2 separate regions of the Mus musculus genome follow, and region 2 is linked to region 1. The links are chromatin loops, found by intact Hi-C in ENCODE. Cell type or tissue: left cerebral cortex. All regions are shown on one strand. Each heading gives the region's core, and the rest is flanking DNA. Links, peaks and the distances in the headings are about the cores only.

Evidence for each region. A loop is a pair of places that touch in the nucleus more often than their neighbours do. Peaks named below come from ENCODE experiments on the same cell type or tissue, not always from the same donor. Only the 100,000 strongest peaks of a DNase experiment are listed, where the experiment ranks them.
Region 2: it touches region 1 in a loop (3-fold over the local background); 18 of 42 quality-filtered maps call a loop at or near these places.

Annotation. Positions count from the first base shown.
Region 1 is chr16:75,775,291-75,783,122 of GRCm38, reverse strand. No RefSeq gene overlaps it. Among named protein-coding and RNA genes, the nearest start is that of Hspa13, 12 kb to the right of the region's middle. In left cerebral cortex, for the core only: a CTCF peak has its summit at 3,658 (motif pointing left); a DNase peak (open chromatin) is centred at 3,674.
Region 2 is chr16:76,117,761-76,125,592 of GRCm38, reverse strand. 4930578N18Rik (RIKEN cDNA 4930578N18 gene) reads right to left here and starts at 2,980. Exons shown (of 3, transcript NR_040575.1): 1 at 2,899-2,980. In left cerebral cortex, for the core only: no CTCF peak of the experiment used is centred there; no DNase peak of the experiment used is centred there.

The DNA.
Region 1 (7,832 bases), core at 1,651-6,650:
TCGGTAGTGCTGATGACATGTAATATAGGACTGGCTCCTTGGGTATGAACAACCTGTAAGAAGTCTCACTTCTGAAGAGAACTCCTTCCTCTCTGAGCAGCTACTGATGGCCTATGGCTCTTCAACTGGGGATGGGGCCTGTGAACCTTTCCTTCCTTGTCCATGCTAGATGTGGCTAAAATGGTCCTCTGCAATCGTGCTGCCCGAAATGAGTAGCACAGCATCCCTGTCATGTGTAGAAGACACTATTTTGCAGGAGTCCTCCCAGTTCTCAGGCTCTCCCAGTTTCTGCCCCTCTTCTGTGATTTTTCCCAGATCCTTGGGACTGAGTGATGTTATAGAGGTCCATTTAGACATGGGCACTCCATGGTGACTTTTGGTTGGCACTTTGACCAATTTTTGATAATATTCTCAATCTGTTGGGAACAAAGAAGCTCCTTTGAGGAGGAGCAAGAGCTGTACTTACCTATGGGTACAAGGATAATATTTACAATGCACTTGGATACTACACCAATGAAGCAGAATGATGGCAGTCAGTTCTCCTCTAATGTCCATGATCTCTCCAGCCAAAAGCTCTTGGCTAGCTCTAGAGCACAGGCATGAATTCCTGTGTGTTGAACAGGCCAATCTAATACCTGCTGAATAAGCCCTAAAACACTAGTGCTGCCATCTTACCATTGGGTATACCTCTCCAGGCTGGTCGCTAACGCAGTCTGCAGGATGTACTGCTGAGCAGGACAGCGGATGACTTTTATTCTCCACCACCTTGCCTAGCATCTTCTGACATTGCAGCAGACATTATGCAGGTGGATTCCAGGTTAAGGACCACTTGATTTTTTTTTCAGTTCCCATGATTGAAGCATGTACTGTCCTTAGCAATACAGTCTTACCTTCAAGTCCTGAAAGGCAAGCAAGAGCCATGGCAGTCACCTGCACTGTTTAGTAGGGGGCGGCTTGAACTTCCCAAGCAACAATTTGAAGGGAAGTACCATCACCTAGTACAGGGCATTTTGTTTGATAGTTTAAGGCTTCTGTGGGGAGAATTATCTTGAACAGTGGAGTGACTTAATTTTAAAAAAGATTATAAAATAGTTTGTTTCCCCATGGCATTTTCAAAGTATTATCTAATCCCCAACATGTGCGCACGCATGCGTGTGGACACACACACACACACACACACATCACACATACATACACACAAACAACACACATACATACACACACACATCACATATACATACACAAACACACACCACACATACACACACACACAGACACACACACACACCACATACATACACACACACCACATACACACACACCACACATACACACACTCCTTCATTATGCTTTCAGCCTTCCTACTTAAAAGAAAAAAAAATTAACCAACGGTAAGTAATATGACATACAAGCACACGGAAATCAAACTTTCTTTAGCTACTTTAAATGTTATAACATTTCAAACTATTCACATGATTTTATTCAATATGATCAGGAGAGGTGTAAACTCAAAATTCTTAAGGAGGAGAAATAATTTCTGTGGAATAGTAGCTTTTTATATGATCTTAAGACAAAGAGATTTAAGAGTGCCTCCTAAATTGGCTCTTAAATATTTTAAACGGCTGTGACTCGGCAGTGACTCCTGGGTTTAAGTGGTTTTGAGTGCCACTCACACTGCCTATATATATTTGTTTACATAGCCTTAGTCCATACTGTATTTTATAAGAATAGGAGGGATTTATTTCAAAATTCCTGAATCGTGCATTGCATATAAAACTCTGTCTGTCATATGAAATGATGTAAATACGTACTTGTCTAGGTGGTAGGATTCATGGATCTGTACACAAACGTCAACCCAGTTATCTTACAGTATCTGCCTGACAAATGATTAAATGGAGTTAATTGTATGGCCTACATGCCTCGAGATAGAACGAGAACAAAGCTAACTGTTCTAGAAGCCCCGTCTCCCATCTCCCGTCTCCCTTACCTCACTAACATTGTACTCAACCTCAAAGCGTGTTCAGCTGTGACTTCCTGTAGACATTCTGGTGGACTAAGAAATTTTGTATAAATTTGATCATTCTTAGCATGCCAGCAAGAGCATGAAAGCTCAAAATTACATTTATTCTCCACAAATAGCTGTTTGAATTAGTAAGACACCTGGACAGCTACGGGTCATATATCAGCAGTCGCTAACCTTCAGCTTCCAAGGTATTGCATTGGTTCATGTGAACTGCTTATCACAACCCCACATTTGCTCTCATAAAAGCCCTTACATGGTGTGTTTCAACAGCCAGGTAATAGTTACAAAAGGCAGACAACAAATTAAATGCAGGAAAATTGGCAATTTTATTTATGGAAGTTCATCAATACTATCAAACATTACTACCAGCAGTTGCAAAATGCAACACATGCTACTTAGCTTCTTATATTTTCATATTCTCTTGGAAATCCAATAAGCAATGGGATCATTTCTCCCACATAGAGAAAGTATAAATTCATGAGGTAAGCAGAGACTTGAGCCATCCAATGTCTCCAATGACTTCTATCCTGATGGGGATGATTCTTATCCAATAATTTTCAAAGCATAATTCATAAACCTTAAAGCAGCCTGAATATCTGTTCACACAAACAAGAACATATACAAACAAAGCACATGGCCAAAGTTAAGAGAACAGAATTATACAAAAGCTCTAGCACAGATACATACACACAAATCACTCTGCTCTCCTCCAAAGAATAAACACAAGTGGATCTCTTGGGAAACCTTGAACAATAACAGCAAAAAAAAAAAAAAAAAAAAAAAAAAAAAAAAAAAAAAAAAAAAAAAGAGAAAAATCATTAAAATGGAAAAACTCTGGGACAATTACATGCAAGTAGTTGATGCTATTGACAACTAGAGTGTGGCCCTCTCCTCACAGTCTGCAAAAAAGACTTGAATATAGTATTACTAGACTTTTCTCCATATATGTGTATGTATATATATATGTATATATATGTATGTATACATATATAATTTAAATATTTAAAAATCATATAATTATGCATGTTTACAAAAACATCATTGCCAACCATGGTGACACAAGCCCGTACTATTAGAACGTGGTAAACTGAAGGAGAAGATGCTGGGTTGGAGGCCAGCCTGCGCTACATAGTGAGATACTGTCAACACAACATAGAGAAAGTGTGGTGGTGTGTGTGTGTAGTGGGGAGGTAGAGAGGAGCTGTAGTTGCTTAGCTCTTGTTTACAGCTTTTAGTTCCTAAGCCTTTTAGTAAAGAGAGAGAAACAGTGCCAAGCTGCCTCACTGTTCCTTTACAGGGCAATGCTGCATTTATTTGATGCACACATTTTATTTAATTTAATTGTGTGGCCTTGCAGTCGTTTCACTGCTTAGGGTTTCTCAATAAAGATCTTGATCTACCTTCCATCCTAAAAGTTGATACCTGATAAACAAAGATGCAGGGTGAAGGTTAGATATTAAGAAGTAATTTTAGATGCCACACGTAAAAGAAACAGAGATTTGGTACAAAGGACTTAAGAAGAACAAGGATTCTTCATAAAAAGTAGAACAAATAACTGTGGAAATTGAAAAGGGATCTTAGGTGTGAAATAGGGTCAAGTTAAAAAGCCTTCTTTGCTGTGTAACAGAGACACCTGCTGGTCACTAAACATTTCATGGCTCAAAACCCCAAATACATTTGATCCTTTGCTCTAAAGGAAACACTCCCACACAAAGTCTTTATGCTCCTGGAAACTCAAACATAAATATGATGAACAGGCTCCATAAAACAGATAATAATTAAATTAATTTCATGTATGTTCACTCATATTAAATCTTGAACAGGAAGTGAACCCTGCCAGCTAAATGCTTATTCCATTTTCCTGGACGTACTCTGTATGACACAACTCTAGAAGACACACAAGAGACACGTGAGCACAGCACACTCTGGTCCTTTAAGAAGAAGCAGGTGTTTTTGTTTCTGAAGATGCACAGTAGCACTATGGTCAGCAAAAGATGAAACCCTGAACAACACACACTTCTTTAGTCACTTGTTTAGGATTGTGGTATTTGAAAACTAACGCAAACGATGATTATCTAAAGGCACTGGAGGTTAATCTTATACTCTTTTAAGGGGATTAAACAAACTGACTTGCTTTTCTCACAATAATAGAAGACTGATGCGACGTCTCCATAGAAACTAGATCTATTCTTGCAAGGTGTCGGCCTTGAGGACTGATCAGATGCTATGATGGTACACGGGGAATTCTCCCCTACCAGAATGTTTACTCATTGGTGATGCATCCCTGTTCCTTAAATAATGCAAACTGAAAGAAACACCATGGTTAAACACAGTTTTGGATAATGAAATATTCTTTATACTTTAGAACATGAACGGATATTTCATGTTTTGTAACAAAAATCTGATTAGACTTTAGAAGCCAAAATTATAATTACAATCTAAGACAACACATAGCACATAAGTTAGATAATATGCATACTAGATTCATAATGTAGGCATGTGAAGTTGCTTATTTTAATCAACTAACTCATCAATTAAAAAGAAGTTATTCACACTGTGTGCAATACTGCACTTAGCAGCATTCAGACACAGAACTATAAGAAAGTCTCTTTCCACTGAGCCCAGATTTTAATTGGATATATCACTTATTTCACATAAATAATAATGTGCAATAAAAGTCAGAATTTAATTATCAGCTAAATTAAGTGATGATTAACCAAAGCCGTGAAGAAGTTCAAACATGGGAGCTGTGTTACCCAGAGCAATGGCCCAATGGAAACGAGCACTGAGGGGCTGGCGACAGTGAGCTAGATTTGTGGAGGAGAAGATCTAGAGAACTGTATTTCATGTGATTCCCAGAACCTTAACTTCACTGCGCAACCAAAGAGAAGGTACAGAAAAGGGGCCTTCGTTGGACAAAAAAATGTAGACAAGGAGCTCCTATCCTTTAAGCAGAGGGTGAATTGAGGGTTCTAGCAAGAAATGTTTGGCTGGAAAAGAATGGGCCAATTGGACGAATTTTTGAAAGCCTGGCAATAAAGTTTAGATTTGATGCATTAAAGTATAAAATGGGTTTTGATAAATTCAAAGAGAGTGGCTTAATAAATTCCGTCTTTAAGAGAGATTAGTCTGGCAGCCACATTCGCCATAAGTGGTCTAATATGGATTGGTTCCACTTGAGTTACTTGGCTAACAATATTTGGACTCAAAATTCATCTACAAAGAAAGCATTTCATATATCTTTATATATTTTATTTTACAGGATGGTTAAATTATTTATTTGGTGTCTACACTAATAATACATGAGAAACACAATGAAGCAGTAAGTTTAACCAAGTTTTTTTTTTTTTTAAATCCCAAACTTAGGCTCTTCTGCCCTGATTTTTCGACCTTATGATAAAACAAAAACACAAGAGTAATTAACATTCTTTTACTCATCTAGTGCATTTATGAAAAGTAGGGATGTTCTGAACCATATATATGTTACTGTTCCATTTTTCCGGCACTGAACATATACCACTCACTTCATTCTTATAATACTCCTGCCAGAGAGTCAGTATGATCTCTAGTTGTGTGGCTCCAGATTCTGAACCTCACAAGAAGTGAAAGATGTATCCCAATATTGTATATTGGGATGTGAAGCCAGGTCTTTCTGGTCAAAAAGCTTGTGGTCTCCTGCATGATCTTACTCAGACAATGATTCTTGTCCCTCCTTCATTCTCATAATGCCACATGTCAAATTGAAAAGCTACACTCAGCTACATCAATATTAGAGAATGCCAAACTGTGGGTGGACTTCTCCAGCACTGATCATGGAAAGCATTCGTACTGATAGCCAAGACTGGCTAAGGAATCAAATGGGCACAATTCCAATTCTCAATTACAAAATTCATTCTATGCATTCTAGACACACAAAGGGGCCTAGAGTTGAATACTAGATAAGAACATTGAAACCATTTGATACACTTTTAGCTTTGATTCAGTTACTTCTCCACTTCAAAGGTATCATTCGCATAACTCTACACTCAGGCTTAATTTTATAGTTCTTCATATAAACCATTGACATCAGTTTTCAAAGTTGACTTTAATTCGCATGAGTTTCACTATTATTGATGAGACTATTCCTATTTGGATATCAAGCAATCTCTGAGAGATAGTTTCTAAATAACTAAGAATGAAGTCAAGGCTTCTAGCTATCCCACTGTACAATCCTATATGACTTCTACAATAATGAGCAATACATAGAAGCGAAGTTGGTTGACTTTAATGGCAGGACGTAAAGCCTCTCCCCCTACCTACAGACCCTAACCCATAAATAAGAACTGACATTTCACAGATCATCAGTTAGTTTCATTACTCTACATCCGACTGAGTTTTAAGCAAAAGATATCTGGAGAACTTACACTTGTAAAAAATATGTCTCAGATATAATAAAGACTCTTATTGAGAAAATAATGACACACATAAAGTCCAGCTACATTGAATGCTAAGCTCTTGAGAGACGGAAGAAACTTTCCAAGGAAGTAAAAAGGAATCTTCGGAAACACAAAGAAGGACACCAAAAGGAATTCACAGAAGTGGAGATGTCCCGAGGCCAATGTCAACCTCAACACATCAGGTCTCAAATCAGGAGCAACGACAATGACGGTGAGACTCACAGACTGGGTGGAGACCTCGGAAAGAACTATGTGGTCCCAAGTTTGTTCTCTTAATCCAGCTGAATCATCTCACACATTCTTTATTAATTAAAAAAATACAATAAAATCAGACAACTAACTTCCGAGGAAGAATAAAACAAATATATGTATTTGTCCAGATAAACAGTATAATTTAGTACTCAGCTGCAATAAAAATATCAGATCAGTTGCACAGTAAAACAGAATAGAGTGAGAAGCAGATCTATGCACCTTGCAACCCTGTAAATAACAAGGACATTTAACACTATAGGATTTATGTTTAATAAATAGTCCTACGCTAATATCTGTACAGAAAAGAAGGAGTAGCATCCTAACACACTATCAGTCCAAGGAGGAGTAGAGACCCAATATGACAGGTGAAAAAGGATAACATGGCATAATTTCCTAGTGAATTTGATATAAGTTAGTGGTTAATGATATACAAAAGTATAAAACTACATTACATAATTAATAAATTCAAATAATCTTAGATGAAACTAGTGGAGGTATTTATAACCTAGATGATCTGCTAAATACTAGTAGTTAAAATATAAAGAAACACCACGACTTGAACAAAAAAGGAAAATAAAGACAAAAATACTAAATTTCCCCAAAAACCAGGAAAATTCAAATACATATCACGGAGACACACCATTCTGTTTTCTGGCGAATATGATGATGTTGCGGCTTCTCTTAGATGACTCTAGACTGTGTCAAGTTGACAGTTAAAGCTGTCGATGTCAACTTGACACAAAAACATATCACTTTAAACCACACAATTCCGTCCCTTCTCAAGTCTCATGTTAATATAACGGTATGAAATAAAGAACTTTAAAAGTGCCACAGTCTTTTAAAAGTTCCAATGATTAAAAAGTTCAATGTCCTTTTAAAGGTCCAAAGTCTCTTAACCTTGGGTTCCTATAAAATCAAAAGCAAGTTAAATACTTCCTACTTCCATCAAAGAAGAACCAAGGCATAGGAAAAAGTCAGATCAAAGGGAATCCAAAACCTAGCAGTGTAAATCCCCGTCTCATAAGCCCAGTGTTCAGCATCTGCAGTTCATTCCCTGGGCAGTCGTCTGGTCATCTCCTGCACACGCAATTTGTCTTAAGGGCTTAGGCCTATTCCACTCT
Region 2 (7,832 bases), core at 1,129-6,128, 340 kb before region 1:
TATGTTAATATTCAATTAAGCTATGGTCTAGTCTTAGTTGCCTGAGGAAGCTCATGACAGAATAAGGAGATAGATCTGCATCCTGTACAGGGCAAATCACTTTAATACAGTGGTAACAATGGAAACAAATGACTACAAACTGCAGTCAAACACCTGGCTTTACCTCTGATCCAAATAATCTGTGGGTCCTACAACTCCTTAATGCCTTCAAATTGTCCAACATGCATTCTCTTCCTCTTTCTCTTCCATTTCGTTCATGGTGTGTGTGTGTGTGTGTGTGTGTGTGTGTGTGAGAGAGAGAGAGAGAGAGAGAGAGAGAGAGAGAGAGAGAGAGAGGGAGAGGGAGAGGGACAGGGAGAGGGAGAGGGACAGGGAGAGGGAGAGGGAGAGGGAGAGGGAGAGGGAGAGGGAGAGGGAGAGAGAGAGAGAGAGAGAGAAAGAGAGAGAGAGAGAGAAAGGATGCTTCCTTAGCAGCTTAGAAGCTGCAAACAACACACCAAACATCCCAGGGGAAGCCAGATGCTAATTAGTGGTAAAAAGAACAAGTTTTAGATTACTGCCGTGGACCCCAGAACCAAACTAAGACTCACACGCCACCTTAGAGATTGACTGCCCATCCCGGGAAATGGACTTATAAGTACAGACATAGTTTGCAACCGACATATAAGAGCATGTGGGTTTAGGTTGTGAAGCAGACTGTCCTGGAGCAGACTGTTCAAAACGATGTGGTAGAATTCCTTTTTTTTTTCTTTTTTTTTTTATTGGGTATTTATTTCATTTACATTTCCAATGCTATCCCAAAAGTCCCCCCCCATGCTCCCCACCCACTCCCCCACCCACTCCCCCACCCACCCACTCCCACTTCTTGGCCCTGTCGTTCCCCTGTACTGAGGCATATAAAGTTTTCACGACTAATGGGCCTGTCTTTCCACTGATGGCCTACTAGGCCATCTTCTGATATATATGCAGCTAGAGACAGGAGCTCCGGGAGGTACTGGTTAGTTCATAATGTTGTTCCACCTATAGGATTGCAGATCCCTTTAGCTCCTTGGGTACTTTCTCTAGCTCCTCCATTGGGGGCCCTGTGATCCATCCAATAGCTGACTGTGAGCATCCACTTCTGTGTTTGCTAGGCCCCAGCATAGTCTCACAAGAGACAGCTCTATCTGGGTCCTTTCAGCAATATCTTGCTAGTGTATGAAATGGTGTCAGCGTTTGGAAGCTGATTATGGGATGGATCCTCGGATATGGCAGTCTCTAGATGGTCTATCCTTTCGTCTCATCTCCAAACTGTGTCTCTGTAACTCCTTCGATGGGTGTTTTGTTCCCAATTCTAAGAAGGGGCAAAATATCTCAGAGGCTCACTCCAGTGCGATACTTCTTTCAAGCTAAGAGGTAATTTCCCCCAACTTTGTGAAAGGCACCACAGCCATTTGATTTCAGTTTATGCAAAGTCCTTTGGGCGGAAAGAAATGAGATGTTTTAACAAGGCAATTTCTTGCAGAAAAGTACGGGGCATAACAAATAACAGAACAATTGACTCCAGGAATAACTTTCTTGCTTTTCCTTATTCCAGATTGGCTCATTTATTTTCAGTCCTTAAGAAGAGTAAGGTACATTGAGCATGAATCTAATTAAAGTCCTGTCACAAGTGTCATAGTAATTTAGACCTGCTTGGAAGTCTGGATGCCTGTTGCAGGCTCTAACAAGATCTGGTTCCCCACTTTTTTAGCTCATTCCCCACAACCCATTTGGACGCTCACCCTCCTTGCTTTGTATTGGACACTCCAGGTGTTTCTGCCCCCAGATCTTCCTCTGTTCCCTGTAGGTTTTTTGTCCCTGTCTTTACCTTACCTTTGTCCAGGTCTAGACACAGGAGGCTCCATACACACCATAGTGGCAGACTGTCTTTCTCCTTTTCTGTATTCCCAGTCTGCTTAGCTTTCTCAAAGCCTTTATGACTACACTACAGAACACCTGACCTTATACTGTTTCATGCCCTTCTTCTCTCTCTACCCAGATTCTGGGCTTCCAGAGGTCATGGTATATTCGTATTTGGCTTGATCTGTCTATTCCAGCCCCTGTCCCTGCCTAGTCAATGCTGCATTTGGCAAACGACACAACAGAATGGGCTCTTTTAAGTGATAGGTCTTCAATTATGTTTAATCTGTATTAAGCTCTTTGTAGAAATCATAACTCAAGCAACAGGATTAATGAAAAAAAAAAACTTTTTTTTTTCTCCCGTTGCCTTAAGTAACAGATTGAAAATTCCTAGGACAGGGTAGAACAGAGAAGTCGACATTAATTTAATTAAAGAGGAGCCATTTAAGATAGCAGAGTCATTTTGACCCAGTGTTAATGAGGGGAAACTGACATCGCAGCTGGGCCCCTCTCCTGGCTGCGTTCATGCTGATTACCAAATATGCGAACACAGTCTGCTGCCTCCAGACTGCTGCTGCAATGGCAGGTGGTGTCTCCTGTCTGAGGAGTTGGGGGCATTTCTTGTGAGAAGGTCAGCCACTCAGGGCAGTGAGAACATGAAGGAGCTCTTTCTCCTACAGCAAGTCTTCAGAAGAAGAAGAAGAAGAAGAAGAAGAAGAAGAAGAAGAAGAAAACCATGAGAGAGCATATCACGCCTCAGAATTCAGATGAAAACTTCTCCCAGGGTTCCTTGACACCCGGTAACTACATTTACAAGCGATAAGCAGAGCCAGACAGGAAAGCAGGGGTGAAGTCAGAGGACCTGCATCTCTTGCTATCGCTCCTTGATCTGCCTGCCCTTCAGACTCATGTCTTTCAGGAAGAAAGCATTCTTGCTACCCTCCAACGAGCATTCAACTCACTCAGCTCACAGGTCTAGCCTCCAAATCCTCAGTGCTCTGAAGAAAACATTCTTACCCATGAATGGCATTCTGCTGCAGACTATGTGTCTAACCGTCTTGAAGGGACATCTCCTCCATGCCATACTTGGCAGCAGAAATGGCCACCGCAGAGAGTAATAAAGCATGACTCCTCTCCATGGTGATGAAGTGTAAATGATGTCATAAATCCCAGGGAAGGGGTGTGATCAACTAGTTATGGGCTCCCTATGGACAGCATGTCAATAACTAAGGGAGTGAAGAAGGCCTCCGTTGGAAGGTGATATTTGAATCTGAAAGATGAATAGGACATTGTATCAGACAGAAATGTCAGGGAAAGGGCACACTACGGAGAGGAAACAACATGTTTCAAGGAGATAAGGCTCATGTAACATCAGGATTTTAGGTCTCTTTCTCTCCCTCTCCCTCCCTCCCTTTTCCTTCTCTCTCTGTTTGTCACTGTCTCTGTCTGTCTTTCCCTCTCCCTCCCTCCCTCCCTCTCTCTCTCTCTCTCTGTGTTTCTGTCTTTCTGTGTACCTTTATTTCTCCCTTTCTCTCTGTTTCTGTCTTTCTTTCTTTGTCTGTCTTTGTCTCTGTCTCTGTCTCTCTTTCTGTGTGTGTGTGTCCAGGTAGCTGTATGTGCAATCCTAGGCACAGTATATTGGAGGACAGTGGTTACATCTGTAGGAGCTACCTGTTTCCAACCCCCAGTGTAAAGTGTTTGAGGCAGGGAATTAGACACATACTCCCCGCCAAGCTCTGCAAGAACTAAAGACAGTTTCTGTGTAGAAATTCTATCACGTGTTTCTGAACTGCCATGTCTGAGTGTATTCACTCTCATGACCACCAGAGAGCCTGCTCACAACAATCATAGAAAGTTATACGCTCTATATCATGTGTCATATCACTCAAGAGTGATATATGTGTCATATCACTCAAGAGTGGGTTCTAACAGCACAGGATATGGTGTGGGGTGATGGGCCGTACACAGACAGCCTGGTCCCAGTCAAGCAAAGGTCTGGAACCCCAGTGACTTCCACCTGCATGGGACAGAAGGTGTTTGGTCTTGCCTCCTGGGTCCCTGGCTCTTGTCACATAGCTACAGCCTCCCACAGCCCTCCACAGAGGAATATGTGGTCATCAGTCAAGTAGGAGCAGCACCAAGCCCTCCCACACACAAATAAGGTTTCTTCCAAGCTCTTAGACCAAACCAATGAGAAGTACCTGTTGTCAGACCCTTACGTACCCCAAAACTGTATATAGGAATCCTATTTGGAAGGATTAAAGGTGTGTGCAAACTACTCCATAGTCCAAACCTTCTGTCCTAAGAGCTGTAACACTTGGGAAGAGGTCTACCCTTCTGAAGCTTCCCTTCGCTGGAACTCTCATACCAAGCAAGGCCAGAGATCTCCGTGGAAAGCCTCTGGTACCCAGACCCACAGTATGGTATTACCAGGCCTCCTTTACTCAGCAAACAGACCTTAGAGGGATGAGGATGCTCATCAAGCTCAGGGATAGTCAGGTACCACTGGCGGAGGAGGCCTCGTTGTACAGGCTCCACGGCAAAGCCTATGTTTGTACTTCGTCTCATAATCATCAGAGAAATGAGTGAACTTGGGGGGGGTGCAATATTAAGTGAGTTTTACAAAGACTATTCTATCATTTTTGTTGGCAGGAAAATAATTTTATAAAAAAAGGAGAAACATATAAGGAATGAAAGAGAGAAACTTTTAACTCTGGTAATTACATGGCATTTAGACCAATGCAAATCGAAAGAGAAAGCAAAGGAGCTTTCAGGCATTCTCTGTCCCAGAACAGTTAAGTCTAGGTTCTTTGAACACAACCAGTGTTGCGCTTGGGATGGGGGGTGGGTGATGGAGTCTGGGTTCTTTGAATATAGCCAGGGTTGAGCTTTGGGAGGAGGGAAGGCCCATCCTTGGTTGTTTTCACTTTCATTTTAAAAATCATTATTTGACTATAAAGTTCTGTCTTTGCACAGGTCACTAGTAGATTCCAGGATAGACTGCCAACTGTCAGCTAATTATGGTCCTTGCTCAAGACATTCCATAGCTAGAGATGGTCCTCCCCAACCTAGATGGGACCTTATTACTCGATTCTGTTTGCAAGAGTGGTGAAAATATAGCAACTCCAGACCCAGACCCCAGATCTTTTCACATCAGTCTCCAATTATGATATTATATAGTCCATGGCTACACACACACACACACACACACACACACACACACACTAATTAATATATGCACCACCTCTTAGCATGTAATGCCTATAGGCAGTAAAATAAAATGTCTTTCTAAAAACATTCATACTGTTACGAATTTTTACATATGGTGTGTATGTGCTGGTGTGCACATGTGCTTATATGTGTGTGTGTGTGTGTGTGTGTGTGTGTGTATGAGTGTGTGTGTGTGTGTGTGTGTGTGTGTGTGTGTGTGTGTGTGTAAGTGTACCAAAGATGCATCACAGTGTGTAAAGGTCAGAGAATAATGTTTTCTGGAATCTGTTCTCTCCTCTTTTGCATGGGTTCCGGGAATCAAACTGGGGTTGTCAGGTTTATCAATCTCATTGGCCCAAGAATGTCTTCTGAGGATTTAAAACATAGCTAAGGAATCCAGGAGAGTTTAGTAGGTAGTGGGAGAAACAGTTTCAGATCTTTTTTAAAGATAAAAAGTAGGTGCCCTCTAATTTGACATTTGATGAGGGGAGTCGACATCTCCATGAGGCAGTTGAAATGCGTGGGGCTAACAGTCACACACTCACAAGCAATCAGTGTTTTGTGAGATTGGCTCAGGCAAACACCTGAGAACTACTAAAGGCTCATAAAAGAATTACCCTAATATTTTGTGCATCTTCAGGGAACTCTGGATCTTCTTCTAAGCCTTACTCCCTCAACTTCAGGCACTGCCTTTACTGCCGTATCAAGGACAAAGCGCCCCACATAAATCCTTCAAGGGCATTGCTTCAGTTCAGGTTCACCTCACTGTGAAGAGGCACTGTGACCAAGGCAACAACATTTCCTTGGGGCTGGGTTACAGGTTCAGAGGTTCAGCCCATTATCATCAAGGTGGGAAGCATGGCAGCATCCAAGGAGGCATGGTGTTGGAGGAGCTGAGGGTTCTACATCTTGCTCTGGGGAGAACCAGAAGACTGTCTTCCAGGCAGCTAGATGGGTCTCAAAACCCATTCCCACTGTGACACACTTCCTCCAACAAGGCCATACCTCCTAATAGTACCACTCACTGGGCCAAGCATATTCAAACCACTAGAGACACCTGAATCTTTTCACATATACACCTTTGTGGGGCACTTAAATCATAGCAGAAGGTCAGAGGTGGATCTTGGGAAGTTGAGCAGCAAGGACACAGAGAGAGAAAGACACAGTAGCAAGAAACACAGTCCAGAGAATGAACTGTATTTGGTTTTAGAATTCATTAGAATTCAGGAAAAATTTCAGTGGAACTAGAAAACAAAAGTATAGTGCCCCATTTGCTTTTTATTTCTCCTGTCAACTTGATACAAACTAGGATCATCAGGAGGAGGGAATCTCAACTGAAAGCACTTCCATCAGATTGCTCTGTAGGCAATCCTGTGTGCGGTAGGGTACTTTCCCCATCACTTATGGAGGGAGGACTCAACCCACTGTGAGTGTTCCCATTCCTTGGCATGTGGGACTGGGTTATGATATAAAGCAAGTCAAGAAAGCCAAGAAAGAACAATCCAACCAGCAGTGCTCATTCATCGTCTCTGATTCAGTTCACACCTCCACGCTTCTACCTTGACTTCTTGTTGTGGCCTAACTGTAACCTGTGAGATGTAGTACACCCTTTCCTTTCTAAGTTGCTTTGGCTGTGATATTTAGTATCAGAAACAGAAAGCAAAACAGAACACATTGCATTGAGTGAGAGAAATACTAAGAAAGAAACAAAAACCAGCCTGCGTTGGAAGAGCAGAGGTCAAGAATGGAGATGTGTGCCTCATTCAAAGTTGGAAAATGAGCAGATGATTGTTAAGCATGCTTGGACAAGCACAACAGAACGGATAGTCTGAGAGAAAACAGATTCTTCTCTTGGTCTTATTTTATACAGAATACTGCCAGTTATAAAATAGCCTCAGAAGGCATCCAGTAAACATTTAGTGAAGGAATGAGTGGGAACAGGAAGAAAGAGAAGAGAGAATATGAAATCAGGGGTACAGATGAAATGTTATGTTTGGAAGAGAGGCAGGCCATCACTTGGGACAAGCTCAGAGGAGGGATCTGGAGTTTAGCAGGTAATCTAGGAGTTGGGTTTTGCGACTGATGGCTGCTGTTTTCTCTGTGAGGTAGGAAGTTTCACCAATCTGCTACAAATATGTGGGTGGGTCTGGCTAAGCGATTAAAGAATGGTACAGGCTTGTAGCTGTCACTGGAGTGGATATAATTTTTTGGGAACAAAAATGTTATGCAATAGTTATAAATCATCCATTGTGATAATGCATCAAGAAATACAGATATCAGATAGTTGCACTGACTCTTCATAATGCTGGGGTGTTATGGTTAATCTCCTTCTAAATATGCTCTGGCAATGAAAACACAACACAGTTAATATGATTACATGCTACGCGCCTAGATTGGGCAGATCTACCACTACATGACCATCTTCTACACCTATGAGAGCCCTTAGAACTTGCTGTTTCTCCAGGCCGTGTGCTTCTGCTCCACTTTTCTCTTTCTTCTTCCTCCTCTGTGTCCTCTCCCTCTTCCATTTCCTCCTTCTTCTCCCTCCCACCTTCTGCTCCACCTTCCCTTTTATCTGCCCAATCATCAGCTCTCCTTTATTTTACAAATTAAGGTGGGAAGCAGGTTTACAGGAAATCACCTGAGTGCTGACTCATTCCTTGTTCGAAACCACTCACAGGAGAAAGGAATTAAAATCAAATATAATTAGCCCAGGGCTATTCACAACACTGGGGGGATAA